Regions from separate parts of the Homo sapiens genome. Here region 2 is linked to region 1. The links are chromatin loops, found by intact Hi-C in ENCODE. Cell type or tissue: heart left ventricle. All regions are shown on one strand. Links, peaks and the distances in the headings refer to the core of each region. The heading gives the core; the rest is flanking DNA.

The links. Hi-C counts contacts between places; a loop is a spot of excess contacts. Peaks named below come from ENCODE experiments on the same cell type or tissue, not always from the same donor. Only the 100,000 strongest peaks of a DNase experiment are listed, where the experiment ranks them.
Region 2: a loop joins it to region 1, with 3 times the contacts of the local background. A loop is called at or near these places in 13 of 110 quality-filtered maps.

The regions. Positions count from the first base shown.
Region 1 is chr10:50,996,825-51,006,626 of GRCh38, reverse strand. It overlaps a transcript of PRKG1 not described here. Among named protein-coding and RNA genes, the nearest start is that of PRKG1, 73 kb to the left of the region's middle. In heart left ventricle, for the core only: a CTCF peak has its summit at 4,836 (motif pointing left); no DNase peak of the experiment used is centred there; H3K27ac peaks cover 1,975 bases.
Region 2 is chr10:51,999,955-52,009,756 of GRCh38, reverse strand. All of the region lies in intron 5 of PRKG1 (protein kinase cGMP-dependent 1), which reads right to left. Among named protein-coding and RNA genes, the nearest start is that of CSTF2T, 310 kb to the right of the region's middle. In heart left ventricle, for the core only: a CTCF peak has its summit at 5,240; no DNase peak of the experiment used is centred there.

The DNA.
Region 1 (9,802 bases), core at 1,177-9,176:
TCAGAGTACCATCTGTGATTCAGGAAATTACTCCGAAAATAGGGTCAGAGCTATTTCAATGAGCAAAATTAGATCCAAGTATAGAGTTAGAAATATGGGAAGAATACACATGGGCCCATTCCTGTCACAGGGTTAAAAGTTCTTATATATTTGGTGAATGAAGTCAGAATCAATAAATGATAACAATGAGAGCTAACATTTATTGAATGACTACATTCTATAAGGCAATAAACTAAATCTATTACATGCATGAGCTCATTTAATCCTCTCAACAACCTTGAGAGGTTTTTAATAATTGAAGAGGCTGTGGTTTTGTGTGTATTTTTGCATGATAACGTCAGGTTAGTACGGACACAAAGTGTCTTTGGATCTCCAAAATAGTTCATATGTCTTCCCACATATTAGCTGATTGACTGATAGATCCAACTGCCTTGGGAGAAATAAAATCTGAAATAGTATTAGTCCACATGAAAAAGCTCAAATACAGTAAAACCAGTCTCTAAGCTGCAAACAGGCACTGGGGCTACACAAAGGCTTAACACTGACATGGGGAGATGGGCACATACAGAGAAAGTTCAGTGGAAGCACACCTCCCCCTCCAGCCTTCAGAGTTTGAAACTGAGGTCAACTGCACCGTTAGAATATCTACAAACAGCCCCTAACCCATATCTCTACATCTGCAACTCCACCAGATATGAAAAGTTATCCCCTCATTATTCCTGAGAACTGAACAACGAATAGACAATGAGAGGAGGGGAGAGAAAGGCTTTTGTGAAATAAGGCACCCAGCCTGGAAAAATATGCACAACTGTCAATGATCCCTGCCCACTCAGACATTCTAGCACTCTGAGCAGCTCTTCCAGCAATTCCAGTGTCTTTCCCTGAGCCTGAAATAGCTGGTCCCCTCAGGGTTCCTGCCTTATGGACAATTCATCACAGTGTTTCGTTTAAACTCGGCCTTCAAAAGCGGCTCTGCTAAGAAATTCATTCTAGAGTTGGTTGGGGTGTTAACCTGAGTGACAACACATTTTGTGATCTGCAAACCAGATCATAAAAAGACACTTTATGTTATTAATATGGTAATAATACCTAAACCATCTCATTTCCTTTTGTCCTATTGTTCCAATTTACAAATGTCCAGCTTACCATGTCACTGGAATATCAGTCTTTCTGAACTTCTTGATATTTGCTTGATTTGTCATTTTTGTTTTGTCCATCAAAGGAGACGAACAAAGATATCTTCTAAAATCCTTTCAAAGCAAGAGGCACTATAAACTTACTACCAAAACTAAATTTTTCAAAAGCTCTAAAACTTTTAAATCTGTGATTCCCGGGATCATTTTATTTTATTTTTTTTTAATTATCACAACCTACCCTGTTACTCCTGCACAAGAGTAGGCTGAAATTTCTAAGGTTATCCTTCCTCCTCCCCCAAAATGATTTTACCTTTTGGCTCCAATCACACGATTGAATACCCTTAATATGATTGAATTCTGATCCAAATAAATGTTTGCAAAGATATCGTTCAGTAAATCTAGTCCAATATCACTACAATGACCAAGAAAAAAATAATGAAATGAAATCTCTACCGAGGTTGCCATCCTATAAAAGGAAATCTCCACTGAGTGGTTCCAATACCATATATGTCCAAATCTCCCTACTAGCCTTTTGAAAAAAAAGTAGCTGAGAGACTTGGAATTTGTTATTTTCCCAAGTGGGAGCTAGAATATCAAAAATTTATTTTGATGAAAAGAAAAACAAATCATTATGATTCTTAGAGAAGGACTTGTGGTTATTTTATTTAAGAGCAATAGATACAGTTTTATCCTTATTTTCCTTATTTTCAAAATTACACTGTAGCAATTAATTTTTTTTTTCAGCTTAAACACACACACAGGCACACACCCACAAACATCAAACCAAGTGCACAATATGGACTTTATAAACCTGAAAAGTAAAAGGGCATGTAAACATCATTCCGAAAAGAGCATTCTCATGAATGTAACTCAAGTATAAAAAAAAGAACCTTCCACGTTTCCACTAAGTTTGCACATTTGATTTTTTTTAATTCTGTCTGTCTTTAATGTAGAAAATTAATTTTGTTTATGCTGCCAGCCCACAGTTTTTTGTTTTGTTTTTTGTTTTTGTTTTGTTTTGTTCTGATTTTGAGACAGAGTTTCTCTCTTGTTGCCCAGGCTGGAGTGCAATGGCACAATCTTGGCTCACTGTAACCTCCACCTCCCAGGTTCAAGCACTTCTCCTGCCTCAGCCTGTCCAATAGCTAGGATTACAGGCACCACCACGTCCGGATAACTTTGTATTTTTAGTAGAGACGGGGTTTCTCCATGTTGGTGAAGCTGGTCTCGAACTCCCAGCCTCAGGTGATCTGCCCACTTTGGCCTCCCAAAGTGCTGGTATTATAGGCATGAGCCACCGTGCCCGGCCAGTATACATTTTTTAATAGAAAAGTTTATAGATCATTTATCTCATATAGGAAGTGTATGTATAATCACATAAACTAAAAAAGTCAAATATTAATAGTTTTTTTGACCTAGGACTCTCACTGTTTGGAATTAATCCTATAAATAAATACATAAATAACATATGAGAAAATGTGTACAATATCAATTGCAGCATTGAATGCTTGCAAAAAACTTGCCAAAATATCAGTATCAATAAGCTGAGGTACATGAATACTATGGAATTACTATTCCATAGCTATTAGAAAGACCAATATGGACTGATCTGGAAAGAAGCCTAGGTACTATTATTAAGCAAAAAGAGCAGGTTACTGAGGAGTGTTATGGAATTATTTTATTTCGGGTGAAAAAATAAAACCCTCCAAATAAGCAGGTGAGTTCTCTCTCTACATATAAAGATTTACGGAAACATACGGAAAGTTTAACATTGGGTATCTGCTGGAAGACAAGTAGAAAGATTGGGAGGAGAAAATAAAATGTTTATGTTTTTATTATCTGACAACCAGCACACATTGTTTTTGCAATTAAAACAATCAAGGAAGCAGACATAGGCTAAGAAGAGATTAAAGTCAGCAAGTCTGAGATTTAGCGTATGCTCATAAGTATCACAAAAGCATGTCCGGACTTTTAACATGGCAAATGGGGATTTGGTACCACAAAACAGAAACTTTTTCTTCTTTTTCTAATTGCTCTAATATCAAGAAGCCCAGAGATTCCACAGCCTGTCTCCTTTTGTGTGGACACCTCTCGTGATGCCCTGGAGTCAGATGGTGAGTCTGGGTAACCGGGGGATTTCAATGTAGCATGCTTCAAACCCTGCTGCTATACTTCGGGAATTTGTCTTGGCCTAGATAACAAACTAGAAAGATCAGAGAAAATAAAAGATATTACTGTCTATTGCTTGCTTCACTATGTCCAATGCAGGCTAGGTGTTCTGTTGTTGTTGTTGTTGTTGTTGTTGTTGTTGTTGTTGTTGTTGTTTTGGCCCTGCAGACACGAGAAAGCATACCCAACATTCAATCTACCCTTGGTTCTCTCTGGCAGTCATAGACAGTGTAACATTGTTTTTTTCCTAACCTAGGAAACATATTGACTACTGTCCCAGAGAGCATTTCTATACATTGATAACCTCAAATAAATATATCACAGAATTTCAAAACACTTTTTATAAAAGCATCTTATTGTCAAACAGGGCATGAAAATGTGAACTGTTCTAAATTCTCAAGTTCCCTTCTTGCCTGTTTATCTAAGTATGATCTAACACAGTATCTGAGCAAAAAGACCAATTAAAGAGGCCAAGGAATAGCATTAATCCAAAACTGACTTGTTTTGACCCAGAGTACAACTTCCTTTTACCACTGACCCTTGATTGCTGGGACAGACCAAAATAAGTACATTTCTCCTCAGCGTTAAATCACAAATGATGCCAGTAGCAAGACTGCTTCACATCCAGGCCCCTGGGAGGTTTCACATGAAAGGGGTCACAGACTGAATGAAATAGCCTTTTACAGGAAGGCTGAATGGCACTCTCTGAGGGAATATTGATCCAAAAATGTACAGCCCATTAGACCCAACCCACAATGTAACCCTGTGTGGTATAAGCCAGACTACTCTTTACCCTAAAATTTTTGAGAGGCAGTTTATATTCAGAGTAGAGTATCTCATAAAACACTTTGCTATTCTCTTAAAAATATTTAGATACATGTAAATAAATAATCATATTAACTTGATTATTAAAATATTTTTATAATGGGAATCTCAGATTACAATAGGCCACATTAAGATTTAATTAATTACATTCTAGAATCACAGAATTATCAAGGAGATCAAGCAACCTATTATGAGTTTCATCTAATAACTGATCTAATTTTTTCCTATAATAATTTTCTTTTAATTTGTTATGGGGGTAGAAGGGAGTGAATAGGAAGCCATTCCTTTAGTCTCCTCACACATACTTTTTTTTTTTTACTACTATTAATTTTCCATTATTTCTCTGTTTTCTCCTCTCAGCCAAATATAAGTCCAGAGGTTTCCTCATAGGGGTTTTAGGAATTTCCCAGAGTCAATGTTCAAAGAACTCTCCATGCAAACTGTACTCTTTGTTTCTCTATTCCTTAAGACAAACATCGAGAAGAAAATTTAGCTTTTTAAATATATTCCCCAAAACCACTACTAACTGGAAAAAAATGTAAGACCATATGTACTTGATAATACACTTTTCAAACTTATAAATCCTGATATTGAGAAAGTTATATATTTGACAATATATTTTAAAATTCAACTAAAAGCCATTTCAAACTCCTAGTGGAGCCCACAATTGTTAAATATTATACTTCTGCTGCCATCTTGTGGTAATGGTTGAAATCTCTCTATGTCTCCCCCTCTATCTTCTCCCCACCGTACCACCTCTTTTTTGTTGTTTTTCCTACATTTAGGAGGGTACTTCTACTCAAACCTTAAGGATTCCCTTTCTTAAGCCATAGGGGAGATGACCTGAACAATGCTCTAGAAAGAAAAGTGGATGTTTGCAAATTCCTCATCCTGTATGTAATATACTTCTTTTCTCCTTATATTTTTCTCGTTTAACAAAGCCATTCCTTTTAACAATATAATTTAATACAAAAAACACATAGTTTTAATTTGGAATAATCTAATTTTTTTTCTACAAGGAAAGGGAACAGATTAAGGGAAAATAAATGTGTATCCTATCAAAGATTTTTCCCTTCCAAACTTTTTCCAAATTGTTTCTTTACAAAGAAAGGAGTCGGGGGAAGCACCATGTATTTCTGCTATAAAATACCACATGATGGAATGGCTCTTCACAGCCACAGGCATCTACTGTCAGGAATCAAGAAGGAGCCTGGAGGAGGAAATGAGAGGCCTCGCTGTGGAGACAGTACGGGAAGTGAGAGCTCCCCAGGGAACCCAGACTGGATGGAAGTGGGTGCCCCAGCATCCTTTATTATTTCTAGGCTGGCCTCTTCAGCCATGGACCTCACTGTCTCAAGGCAAGAGAGTTTATAAATCTGAAGGAGGATGAGAGTCAAATGTTTTTCTGATGATGTATTAATGTGAGCAATTTTTAACCAGAATGACTTATCCTCAAAGCAAGAATATATTTCATGAAAACCACCATCTCCATCTAACTCTATGTCCCCACAGCAATTCCTATGAAGAAGTTGACAAACAGCATGCAAGGAGTCATTCAAACACAGATACAGAGAGAACTCGGCCAGAATTCTTCAAACAGGGCAGTGGGGAGCAAAAACACAAACAGGAGAACAATCCATTTCATTCCTTGTTGAAAATGACTTTAAAACAATCTTTCCCAAAACTTTCTTGTGTACCCTTATTGACATTACGCACAATCTGTATTTTTACACCTCATTCTTAAAAAAAAAAATCTATGAACTCTTAATACTTAGCCTTACCCTCAGCAACATAGCTACACAGCATGGATTTGATGTGATTGTTGTATGTTTTCTCCCAACACTTATTAAAATATCTATAACTATAAAATAAATTCACTTCTCTACCACATAGAAGCATCCCTGGTGCCACCAATTATATAAACATCACACTTTGGGAACCATTGTTATGAAATTCAGGTGCTGGCTAAGTAGAATCTAGTGAATCTTACATTTACTTATAAATAATTAGCGTTAAGTGACACAGAGTCAAGATTCTGATTTTCAGAACCATAGCTCAGATCAGAGGCTCTCAAACATTTTTTTCTGCAGTGATTCACAAGATAGATGACATTCCCATGTGCAACATACTCTTGTGAAAAGACAAGACTGTCTGTGGATTATGTGCAATTTCCTGCCATGTATTTGTAATCTTCCCAGTCAAGAAAGCCAACTGGAATGCAAGAAAATGGCTATCCCTCGGGAGGTGCCTGTGAGTGCACGCAATCTTATTTTTTAAGAAACAAATTATTCATGAATTTTGATTTTTAAGCCATTATTTACTCATTTCTACCTTACAACTAATCAAATACACACCATTGTCATGGCACCACAGTTAAACCTGCCAGAGTAAAGCACAGGATATTGGATTGAGTATTTTGGAGTGATATTTTTCTCTGAGAGGAGACCAAATGGAGTGTGAACTGGTTTTATTCTTGGGAAGGCTTCAGGATTTTTAAAATTTGTTTTTTAATACGTTCTAGATAGTGCTCCTCTTACCTCTTCTCTGAAAAGTAGCATGTGGGAAGAGAAATGTATGGTAAGCTGAGGTTTTTACTTGGCTGGAATTTTTACTGTAAACAGACCTGGTTTCTACCCAAGGGTTTACAACCTGAGATACAAAATAATTTTCTATTTGGAAAATTTTTAGCATATGTAGCCAAGTACCTTGGTGACCATGTGATACATGAAATTAGTATTATCTGCACTATGGGGGCAATGAGAAGCATCAAGAAAAATATTAACATTTACCCAAAGGCTTATAGATTTGCTTATTAGACAATAACAGTACCATATAGTTGAATAAATAGACCCACAAATATTTGCAAGAGGCAAACATACAATTATTTTTAGAACCCTATAAGGTTTTTGCCAGTACTTTTCCAGCATTTGAGGTCAGAGTACTCAAATAAAGACACATCTGAGAATTTAAAACACATTTTAAAGTACTCTCTAAATTGGACTAAAAAGGAAGGAGAGTCTGAATTAGGAATAAGTCCGAGAGGATAATTGAAGAAGTGTAGTTGCAATATACCTATTACAAATAAAACAGTCAAACTAAATCCTAACAAGCTGATTACAGTAGTCATCTTCCTGGATTTGCCTTAATAAATAAACACTCAGATGAAATCAGCACAGTCATGTTATCATCTTGCACATGAAAGTGCTATCAGTGGGTTCAAATACATAACAAAATCAATCCAAATCAAATCCTTGAATAACAAATTAACTGCTTAGGACTAATTTCCAAGAATATATAAAATCAATATGTACTAGAAAAAGGTTGAAGATGCGGCTAGCACACTGGACAGGAAAAATTACAGTGTTTTAAAACTTTTGAGTCAATATAAACTTAATATTGATTGAATTTAAAACTACATAATTTTCTAAGGTAGTATGGGTTTCTATCATATTCATATGTAAGAAACAATTTTAAAATGTTTAAAATAAAATCAACATAGTATACCCCAAAGTTGGTGATCCATCAATAATGTTTAGTGAGCAGTGCAGAGAAAGTTAAGCATTTTTAAAACGAACTCTGTTATTTAAGAACAGCAATAAGTAAAACAGGGAGATTAGTTTCTACTACCAGTCATTATATAATAAAACAAATCTATTTAAAAGACATACATTTTCTGGATATATCCATTTTGCAGGGTGCAAATATTTTAAAGCTTTGTTTTGTTGTTGTTGTTATTTTGTTTTTTGAGATGGAGTCTCTGTCATTTTGTCGCCTAGGCTGGAGTGCAGGGGCACGATCTTGGCTCACTGCAACCTCTGCCTCCCAGGTTCAAGCGATTCTCCTGCCTCAGTCTCCCAAGCAGCTGGGACTACAGGCATGTGCCACCATGCCTGGCTAATTTTTGTATTTTTAGTAGAGACGGTGTTTCACCATTTTGGCCAGGCTGGCCTCAAACTCCTGACCTAAAGTGATCTGCCCACCTTGGCCTCCCAAAGTGCTGGGATTACAGGCATGAGCCACTGTGCCCAGCCTAAACCATGTATTTTCAACATGAACGATTAATAAATAATTATTTCTGAAACCTTAGAAAATTTAAATTATATAATATCTGAGACATCTGAGAACATGAAAGATTTTAAGAGATTAGAGTAATAGTTTGAGTAAGAAATCTGCTCCATATTTGCTGTCATATGACTTGTGCAAATAAAACAGATCTAACAGGAGTTACAGATGTTAAGCCAGAAGAAATACAAGGACCCGAAAGAGGGACACACAACACAGGCAGATCCAGGAGCATGGAAAAGGAGAAGAAAAATCATCACTGGGTAAAAGAAGGATGAAATACTTCAACAAGGAGTGGCAAACACTGAATCCAGTACCTTTTTCCGGGCTAAGCACTGGGCTATGTGACTAATATGAAGCACAAGCATTTTACAAACTATAAGATGCTGTGATCTACTTATAATAACAGACCTAAGAAGTAAACCCTCCTTTCCATAGGAAACTGATTTGGATCAACCTAGAGGGTTTTCACAGTAATAATTATTATAAGAAATGCACATTTGTAAATTTAATAAAGTGGTGACAGTTTGACACGTGTGTATGTGTTCATATATACACACATATGTATACACATATTTTTCTTTTCCCTTAAATTATTATTTTTTACTTCCTCTTTTCTCTTCAGGGACCCAAAAGCACAGCACACCAATGACTCTAGACTCAAGGTCAGTATTCCTTTCTGACAATTCCCAAACTTCTGAGCTTTCATTTTTGTGAAACAGGATATGCTATCCCTGGTTTATCTCAGAGCTCACAGTAACTTCCAAGAGCTACAAGAAACCTAGATAACAAGGGTCCTGAACTCTGATAAGCAGATTCTCAATGGCAAATGAAAATAATTATTCATACCCTGAGCAACTATGAAATCACCTGAAAATCTTATCAAAAGAAAAGGTTTTAACGCACTCTCAGCATCTCTTACATGTTATGGTGAGAGGGCACTAGGAAACAGGACCGTAGTCAGGAAAGAGGAAAAAGATACGACATCTTTTGTTTTTTCAGGTCTGTTAGAAATAGTTTCATGAGGGTCAAATTTCCAGTGAATACATGATTAAATGTAAACTTTCAACCTGTGCATATATTGGTAATTCAAATGGAACAAGAACTCCTGGTGTATTAGAAATACATTTGGAAAATGCACAAGACTCTGGAACTTGAACTAACCCCAAAGCAAAATCAATGTGTCTTAAATAACAAGTTAAACAGATAAGTTGAAGACCTCAATTCACCAACTCTGGTACCGATGCAAAATAAAAAAACAAACAACCCAAATTTTCTTTCAGGTCTTATTTCCGAGATCCTTTAAAGGACACTTCCACGAGGATTTGCTCAGTTTTCTCATCACTAAAATCAAGACACTACCACCTCCTGTACAGCCTTGACTGAAAGCATGTATGAAGTGCTTATGCTCAAGCCCTGTCCTCTTCAAATCACATCTGGCAAGATACAAGGATGTTTACAAGCCGTGCTGCCTAAAAATTTTCCTTTCCCTTCCTCAGCCTTCCTCCCCTTAAAATCTTGTCAGAAATATTACTCAGCTGAGTAAATTAAATAAATATCCTCTCCCAAAAGCTCCTGTTAGCACATCACCACGTTCATCAGAAAGAGGT
Region 2 (9,802 bases), core at 926-8,925, 1.0 Mb before region 1:
ATGTTATGCCTCCAGATTTGTTCTTTTTCCTTATGATTGCCTTGCCTATGTGGCCTCTTTTTTTGGTTCCATATGAATTTTAAAATAGTTTTTCTAATTCTGTGAAGAATGTCATTGGTAGTTTGATAGAAATAGCATTGAATCTGTACACTTCCTTTGGGCAGTATGGCCATTTTAATGATGTTATTCTTCCTATCCCTAGGCATGAAATGTTTTTCCATTTGTTTATGCCATTTCTGATTTGTTTGAGCAGTGTTTTGTAATTACCATTGTAGAGATCTTTCACCTTCCTGGTTAGCTGTATTCTTAGGTATTTTATTCTTTATGTAGCAGTCATGAATGGAATTTCACTCCTAATTTGGCTCTTGACTTGGATGCTGTTGGTGCATAGGAATGACACTAATTTTTTGTACACTGATTTTGTATAATGAAAGTTTACTGAAGTTGTTCCTCAGATCAAGGACCTTTGGGGCAGAAACAATGGGGTTTTCTAGATATAGAATCACATCATCTGTAAATAGGAAGAATTTGACTTCCTCTCTTTCTATTTGGATGTCTCTTATTTCTTTCTCTTGCCTGATTGCTCTGGCCAGGACTTCCAATACTATATTGAATAGGAGTGGTGAGAGAGGGCACACTTGAGCTGTTTTTCAAGGGAATCCTTTCAGCTTTTGCCCATTCAGTATAATGTTGGCTGTGAGATTGTCATAGATGGCTTTTATTTTTTTGAAGTATATTTCTTCAATGCCTAGTTTATCGAGGGTTTTTACTATGAGGGGATGATGAATTTTATTGAAAGCCTTTTCTACATTTATTGAGATAAATATGTGTTTTTTTAGTTCTGTTTATGTGATGAGTCACATTTATTGATTTGCATATGTTGAACCAAACATGCATCCCAAGGATAAAGCCTACTTGATCATGGTGAATTAGCTTTTTAATGTGCTGCTAGATTCATTTTGCTAGTATTTTGCTGAGGATTTTTATATCTATTACATTCCTGTTGAAACTGTTCCAAAAAACTGGGGAGGAAACTTGACAATTTTTTAAAAACCAGCTCTTCTTTATACATCTTGTAGAATTTGGCTGTGAATCCAACTGGACTTTTCTTGGTTGGTAGGGTTTTTATTATTGATTCAACTTTGGAACTTGTTATTAGTCTGTTCAGGGATTTAATTTCTTCTGGTTGAGTTTTGGGAGATTGTATGTGTCCAGGAATTTATGCATCTCTTCTAGATTTTCTAGCTTGTGTGAACACAGGTGTTCATAGTAGTCTCTGATGGTTCTTCTGTATTTCTGTGAGGTCAGTGGTAATGTCCCCTTTGCCATTTCTAATGGTGCTTATTTGAATCTTCTCTCTTCTTCTCTTTATTAGTCTAACTAGTCGTCTATCTTATTAATTTTTTCAAAAAACCAACACCTACATCTGTTGATGTATTATGTGGTTTTACACGTTTCAATTTCCTTCAGTTCAGCTCTGATTTTGATTATTTCTTGTCTTCTGCTAGCTTTGAGGTTGGTTTGCTCTTGCTTCTCCAGTTCTTCTGCTAGTAATGTTAGGTTGTTAATTTGAGATCTTTCTAACTTTTTGATATGGGTGTTTAGTACTAGAAACTTCTCTCTTAATACTGATTTAGCTGTGTCCCAGAGATTCTGGTATGTTGTATCTTTGTTCTTATTAGTTTCAAAGATTTTCTTGATTTCTGCCTTAATTACATTATTTTCCAAAAGTCATACAGGAGCAGATTGTTTAATTTCCATGTAATTGTGTTATTTTGAGGGATTTTCTTGGTATTGATTTCAATTTTTACTGCACTGTAGCCCAAGACTGTGTTTGGTGTGATTTTTGTTTTTCCACATTTGCTGAGTACTATTTTATGTCTGATTTTAGAGTGTGTACCATTTTAGAATATGTACCATGTGATGAAAAGAATGTATATTCTGTTGCTTTTAGGTGGAGAGTTCTGTAGATGTCTATTAGGTCCATTTGGGCAAGTATTGAGTTCAAGTCCTGAATATTTTTGTTAATTTTCTGCCTCCATGATATGTTTAATACTGTCAGTGGAGTGTTGAAGACTTCCACTATTGTTGTGCAGGAATTCACATCTCTTCATAAGTCTCTAAGAATGTGCTTTGTGAATCTGGGTGTTCCTATATTGGGTGCACATATATTTAGATAGTTAGGTCTTCTTGTTGAATTCAGCCCTTTACCATTATATAATGCTGTTCACTGTCTTTTTGGTCTTTGTTGGTTTAAAGTCTATTTTGTGTGAAATTACAGTTACAATCTCTGCTTTATTCTGTGTTTTCTTTGCTTTGTATATTTTTCTTCATCCTGTTATTTGGAGCCTAAGAATGTTATTGTATATGAGGTGGGTCTCTTGAAGACAGCATAACATTTGGTCTCATTTCTTTATCCACCTTGCCACTCTGTGCCTTTTAAATGGGGGCATTTAGCCTGTTTACACTGAAGGTTAGTTTTGATACATGTGGATTTGATCCTGTCATTGTGATGGTAGTTGTTGATGTTAAATACAGACTCTTTTTTGTGGTTGCTTTATAGTTTACTTGTCTGTGTACTTAAGTGTGTTTTTGTACTTGCTGGTAACGGTCTTTCCTTTCCATAGAGCTTCCTTCAGCAGCTCCTGTAAGGCAGGTCTAGTCGTAACAAATTATTTCACCATTTGCTTCTCTGAAAAAGGATCTTATTTCTCCTTCACTTATGAAGTTTAGTTTGGTTGGACATGGAATTCCCGGTTGGAATTTTTTTTTCTTTAAGAAAGCTGAATACATGTCCCCAATGTCTTCTGGCTTGTGGGTTTCTGCTTAAAAGTGCACTGTTAGCCAGATGGGGTTCCCTTTGTAGGTGATCCACCCCTTCTCTCCAGCTGCCTTTAACATTTTTTCTTGCATTTTGACCTTAGAGAATGTAATCATTATGTCACTTAGGAATGATCTCCTTATGTAATATCTCACAGGGTTTCTTTGCATTTCCTAGATTTGAATGTTGGCCTCTCTAGCAAGGTTGGGAAAGTTTTCATGGATGATACCTGAAATATGTTTTCTAAGTTGCTTGTTTTTTCCCTCTTTCAGGGACATCAGTGAATCATAGATTTGGTCTTTATATGTAATCCCATATTTCTTGGAGGATTTGTTCATTATTTTTCATTCTTTTTTCTTCATTTTGGTCTGACTGAGTAATTTCAGAGGGCCAGTCTTTGAGCTCTGAAATTTTTTCCTCAGCCTGGTCTATTCTGCTGTTAATAACATTTGCATTATGCAATTCTTGTGTATTTTTCAGCTCTATCAGATTAGTTTGGTTCTTTCTTATAATGGCTATTTTGTATATCAGCTCCTGTATCATTTTATTATGATTCTTAGATTCTGTGGATTGAGTTTCTACATTCTCCTGAATCTTGATGATCTTCATTCCCATCCATATTCTGTATTCTATTTCTGTCACTTCGGCCATTTCAGCCTTGTTGAGAACCCTTGCTAGGGAACAAGTGTGGTCATTTGGAAGAAAGAAAGTGCTCTGGCTTTTTGAGTTGCCAGAGTTGAACGAGTTCTTACACTGGTTCTTTCTCATTTATGTGGGCTGATGATGTTCCTTCAATCTTTGAAGTTGCTGTCTTTTTGATAGACTTGTTTTTTTTGTTTGTTTGTTTGTTTTGTTTTCTTTTATCTTATTTGATGCCCTTGGGGGTTTGATTATGGTATAAGGTGGGTTCAGTTGACTGGCTTTGATGCTAGTTTGCTACTGTGTCTTAATGACACCTCTGATTATTCTCCCCATGCTTCAGTTCTTCTTCTCGGTGTTGTGGTCCAAGGGCCTCCTCAGGCAGATAAGCCATATCCTTGCCAGGTTGGCCCTGATCTGCATCTGTGTGCTTCCTGTGAAAACATGAGGTTGCAACTGACCACAGAGTTTAGGTGGAAGCAGGACTGTCAGGTTGGAACCTCCAGCATGTATGGCTCATTTGGCTATGGGAGGTAAGATTGGTGGACCTGCCCACCCTGACATCTGGATGTTTCTAGAGCAACAGAAGACTGCATCCCTCAGCAAATTCAGGCAGAAGTAGAACCACTGGGCTAGAAACTCTAACAGTCATTGCTCACCTGGCTACCAATGGCAGGGGTGGGTGGAAATGCCCATGTTACTGTCCATGTGCTTACTGGGACAACAGCGAGCTGTGCCCACCAGTTGAGTTCAAACAGAAGCAGGCCACAGGGCCAGAAGCTCTAGCATGCAATGCCTGCCTAACTACCAGTGGCAGGGTTGGGTGGGGTCACACACTTTGCTGTCCAGGTATTTCTCAGGACAATAGGAAGCTCCACAGCCTTTTAAAAACATGGGCACTGGCTGGTCACTGGGTGGTTCATGACTGTAATCCTAGCACTTTGGGAAGCTGAGGTGGGCACATCACTTGAGGCCAGTTCGAGACCAGCCTGGCCAACATAGCAAAAATCCGTCTCTACTGAATGAAAAAAAAAAAAAAAAAAAAGATGGGCATTACCCTTTCATTCATCCATAAGCCACATTGCTATATTGTATAAGTCACAAATGCCACATTGTCATATATGCCATTTCTCCAGGGTGGTATTAATGAAAAGAAAAGGCAAGCTTCAGGGTATAGAAAATAACTTAAGCAAACCCTTATAGAGAGCTTGCCTATCAAAAGTCCTGTAACACATGAAATAAGGAAGAAAATATATTTTGTTGGCTCCTAAAACTATAACTGAAAGGAAGGTGAAGGGGGATTTAGGCAAACTCATATTGATAATGATTAAATTTTTAAAAAATCATATTTCTTTTTCTTTTATTTTTTGGAGACTGGGTATCAGTCTGTCACCTAGGATGGAGTACAGTGGCATGATCACAGCTCACTGCAACCTCGACCTCCTGGGCTCAAGCAATCTTCCCACCTCAGTCTCCCAGTGTGCTGGGATTACCGGCATGAGCCACTGCGCCTCTAAAACTGTATTTTAATTTCAAAAATAGAACATGCTGAATGAATAATATGGTAACAATAGCAGCAAATTAAGTAAATTATGAACGTTTCCCCCCTACCACTTCCAGGTCACTCTGCAACACTAATCTCCTCTCCTTGAGCAAGACCTCACAAAACAGTCCCAAATATGACATTCCATGCTATGCATTTTTAAGGAAAATTAAATTAACTCCCTAACATACATAAGAATCATATTCGTTAGATGCTGTTCACACATTATCCAGTAGATGGGGATCTTTTGTCTAGATGGGCTCTGGGAGGATAGATTCAGTCCCAGGAGATGCTGAAGAGAAGTAATGATACTTCAGTTTTTAGCTAAGAATTAGTGTTGTCTTATCATCTTTATCTTGTTTTAATATATTTTAGGAATTTCTACCTGTTTATCAACATGCAGTTGACATTATTATTGTTTTCAACAATGCAAGTAACTCTTGCCTTCCTTCTTTCTTCTAATATTTATTTGTGCCAGAATTTTACTAGCATTTGAAAATATAATTAAAAACAAACACACACAAAAACAAAAATACCTGCCATCCCGGAGTTTACAGCCAAAAAGTGGTTTGTGAGGAGAATATCATTTTGAATAGAAACATCTAGAAGTTTACAAATTCAATGTCTTCTTAAAACACTTAGAGGAAATGACAAAAGTAGAGATAATTAATATGAATAGTTAATTTATTGAATGCTTATTACGTGCAAAAAGCTATACTAAACATTATATATACATTCAACTCTCATAATCTTATAACCTAGACAGTTATTGTTATTCACATTTTACAGATGAGAAAACTGACAGAGAGGTTAAATGACTTTCTAGGGCCACAAAGTAACTAGATTAAGGAGCTGAGCTACCAGTGCAGGAAGTCTGACTTCAGAGCCTACTCATGAGCACTAAGCTACAAAGAAGGATTCAGAGGGACATAGATGGGCTGCAGAAATATGAGAGGAAAACCAGGATTGATTGAGGAATTGTTTCTCTAGGTTATTATTATCTCTCTGTGTCTCCTATATGTATCCATAACAGCTTGTGGATTGCTCAGCTAGAGAAAATGTCAGCTTTCTCTTCTGTAGCTTCCCCAGACGGATATTCCTGACTCTTCGTCTGGTTCGTATCTGGGTTCTGAGAGTCTGACCAGCATCAGATCTTTGGAAGGTGTTCAATAATGTTTGCTGAATAAATGTATATATGAGAAAGACACAACTGTTGGGAGGGGCAAGAAAAGGACAAAAAAGATGAGCACAAGACTCCAAAACTTCTTTACTGTTGCTGTTCTTACAATGTTTCATAGCCAAGTTGTTTCCCTCATGACTTTCTTAATCCTACTTCTATTTTACCTACATGATTGAACACCTGGATTTGCAAAGGAGAATGGAATTTGAGGATAATGAGATTTAGACTAAAAAGAACACAAACTCAAAATAAATGAATCAAGAAATTTCAGAAAGCTGCATCATAGGTCATATAGGGAACTGTAAATGTGTTATAATTGAGGAAACTGTATTTCAACAAGGTTAATTCACTTTCTTAAGGGCACCAGTTAATTAGTGGCACAGCCAAGATCCTATCTCTTAAAAGTAGCACTGTCCTTCACTCAGTACACAGTGTAGTTTGGTCATAAAAAAAGAATGATACCGGGATGGAACCAGGAAAGAAGAGTTTGCAGGCTTAAACACCATGCAAGGAGGCATTTGGTGAAAGAAATGCAGAGACAGAGTTGAGAACGGTAAATGAGACACAGCCAGAATAAGATTCATAAACAAATAACCACTATGCACTAAAACCACAACCTCACATGTCATACTAACTTTCGCTAACTCAAATTCTATTATGTTTACTCTCACACTTTTGCTGGATTGTGTAGAAAAAAAAATATTTTAATTGGTACACTGAAAAATGCCTCCAACTGTAACCATATATGTCAAGAGAGCTGAAAAAGTGCAAGAAAAAACTGCTGCTGATGATCTTTCATAGTGTTTTTAGTATTTACATGAACAGCATAGGGTGTTAACATTTATATCTTGATGTATTATAAACTCATCTTTTACATCTTCCCTAGTTCTTTGTCCAAAGGCACATGCTGTGAAACCCAAAGAAAAGAAAAGCTGCCACTCAATAATTAGTAATATAAAAACTCAGGGATAGATTCTCTCCTTAACTGGAGCAATCTTGAGGGTGAGTCACCTACACAATGGCACATTATTTTGTTTTATTCTACGTCAACAGCACAGTGCCATTGAGTGGATCCGTGTTAACATTTCTCAGAAAGAAAGGAGGGAAGGCAAGAAAAAAGGAAGAAATGAAGAAAAGGAGGCACCAGTGTGTTATAAGACAAACCATCACAAAATAGTAAGAAGAAAGCATTAACCAAACTCTGAGTGGAAACAAAAAGTATTCCCTCAAATTGTGTAGATACTGTATAAAGCTTAAGAAGTGATGACAAAAGCAGACAGGCTTAATTTGTCAAAACCAGAAATGTGCCTAATAATAAACAGAATTTGCAAAGAACTTGTTATGTAATCCATCACTGAAAAAGAAGGCAGTATTAAAAATATAAATCTGAGCTTGTCTTTTGCCAAGTAATTGGATAATAGGATTATAATCCTTCAAATTAAAACTGGTCTTGAAATAATTGATCACAAATGTAGAAAGAATAATATTTCTTGGGAATACTTGTGAAGAGATGGGAAATGGGTTTATAGATCTCACTGATAGTTATTAGCTTAATTTTTCCTTTCCTTTTCATGGATCATATACAATTCTTATTTCATGGTTGCTGTTCTTTTTTCCATACCAAAGGAAGAGAATCAGCCCCAACTTCACATGTGTTTTGTGTAACCATTTACTCTAGATTTAAACAGTTTAAAAGATGTATGAGGTGAAGTAATATTAAGACTGTCCATTTTATAGTTCTAAATTCCATACGTTAAGAATCAAGAATCTTAATAATAAACAGGAGTTCATACCAAGTAAATATGGGTGGTTGAGATGACAATTCTGTACATTTAAACAATGGTGGTAGAGGTTATTTTTATTTCCTTTTACTTCTATTTTTGTTTCAATACATTTTTAAGTATTTACTTTTGCTACTCAGGACACTTTAAAAGTCTGCTATTAAGATAGAGAGTCTTATATTTAAATACCACTTAACAGATTTTTAGGGAAAAAAAATGACTGAAGGAAAAAAAATCCCTCATCTATAAATTCCTAAAAAAGAGGCAAAAATTTTCAACAAGTTTTACTGAGGTATGACTGACAAAAAAAGTTGTATATGTTTAGGATATACAATGTGATGTTTGGATGTAGGTATATACATTGTAAAATGATTACCACAAGCTAATTAACATATGCATCACCTCACATAGTTATGTTTTTTTTTTTTATGGTGAGAACACTTGAAATATCTCTTAGCAAATTGCAGTGTACAGTACATTATTAACTATAGTCACCATGTTGTACATTAGGTCTCTGTATTTATTCTTCTTATAACTGAAGTGTCCATCAACAGATGAATGGGTAAAGAAAAGTTATACACAATGAAATATTATCCAGTCTTGAAAAAGAAGGAAATCCTGTCATTTGTAAAAACATGGTTGAACCTGCAGGACATTATGCTAAGTGAGATAAGCCAGACACAGAAAGACAAATACTGCATGACCTCACTTAAATGTGGAATCGAAAAAAAAACTTTGAACCCACCGTAATAGAGAGTAGAATGGTAGTTACTAGGTGTTTGGCAGGGAGAGGAGATATAGTTCACAGGGTACAAAACTTCAGGGTACAACTCAAAAAATTGAAGTCATTTTTTTGAGTTGCTCAAATTTCAGATTCTTGTGATGGCTTTTAAGCTGTTACATTATTAAAACTTTTTGACTTTTTGGTTGTAAAGGGATTTTATTACATTGAAGTGATTAGTAGCTGGAAGACAAATTTCATTTGATACTCTGGCAATTAAGATCTTCTTTAAACCATTTTTGCTTACTAATTCAATGTGTGAGAGTGTGTTTTTATGTTCACGAATATTTTAACAACAACAAAAAAGAAAAAAACCCTATGGTGTTGTTGAATAAGTAGAAGAGATAGAAGAAGAGAAGCAGTTAGAAGATGTCAAGTTATAAGAAGTCCAGTCCTTCTAAGATCTCTGAAAGGGTGCTTTCATTCACAACCAATTCTGTATTACCCAAAAGAACTCTAACTCAAACTACGCACCACAATATTTCAACAAAATACAGGCCATGTTCGTGTAAATGCCAATCTTGATTTCTCACCTTCTATATTTAGATTCCCATTGAGTAGCTCAAGAAAAATGCATGTGTAGAGATGAAAATACACAATAAATAAGATTATCACCTTGAAGTATTAAAATACTTCTTTTAATTTACAGAAACATTTCAATCATCTGTTGAAATTATATATATATATTGCTGTCTCACTCATTTTTGATATCTCCAATGTTTATGTATAGTCTACGAAAAACAATAATGCAGTTTCCTTTTTCATAGCACTTATCCTCTCCTGCCTTCTAATGTCCTATCATAAAACAATGCAGCTAAACAGAAGTCAAATATGTATCATCCTGAGCTCTGCTTTTTTATTATCTCCCATAAATGTGGAACTGCATTTTATCTGAGATTTTATTTGAAAAAAATGTAATGGAAAGGGTGTGAGTGAACTTTATGGAACAACAATAAAGGAACAAAACATGAAAATGCATTAAAAAATCAGAAAGGGTTATAATATTCCATAGTACATTAAAAAGCCAAATTGAAACCTTTTATTGGACTAATATAAA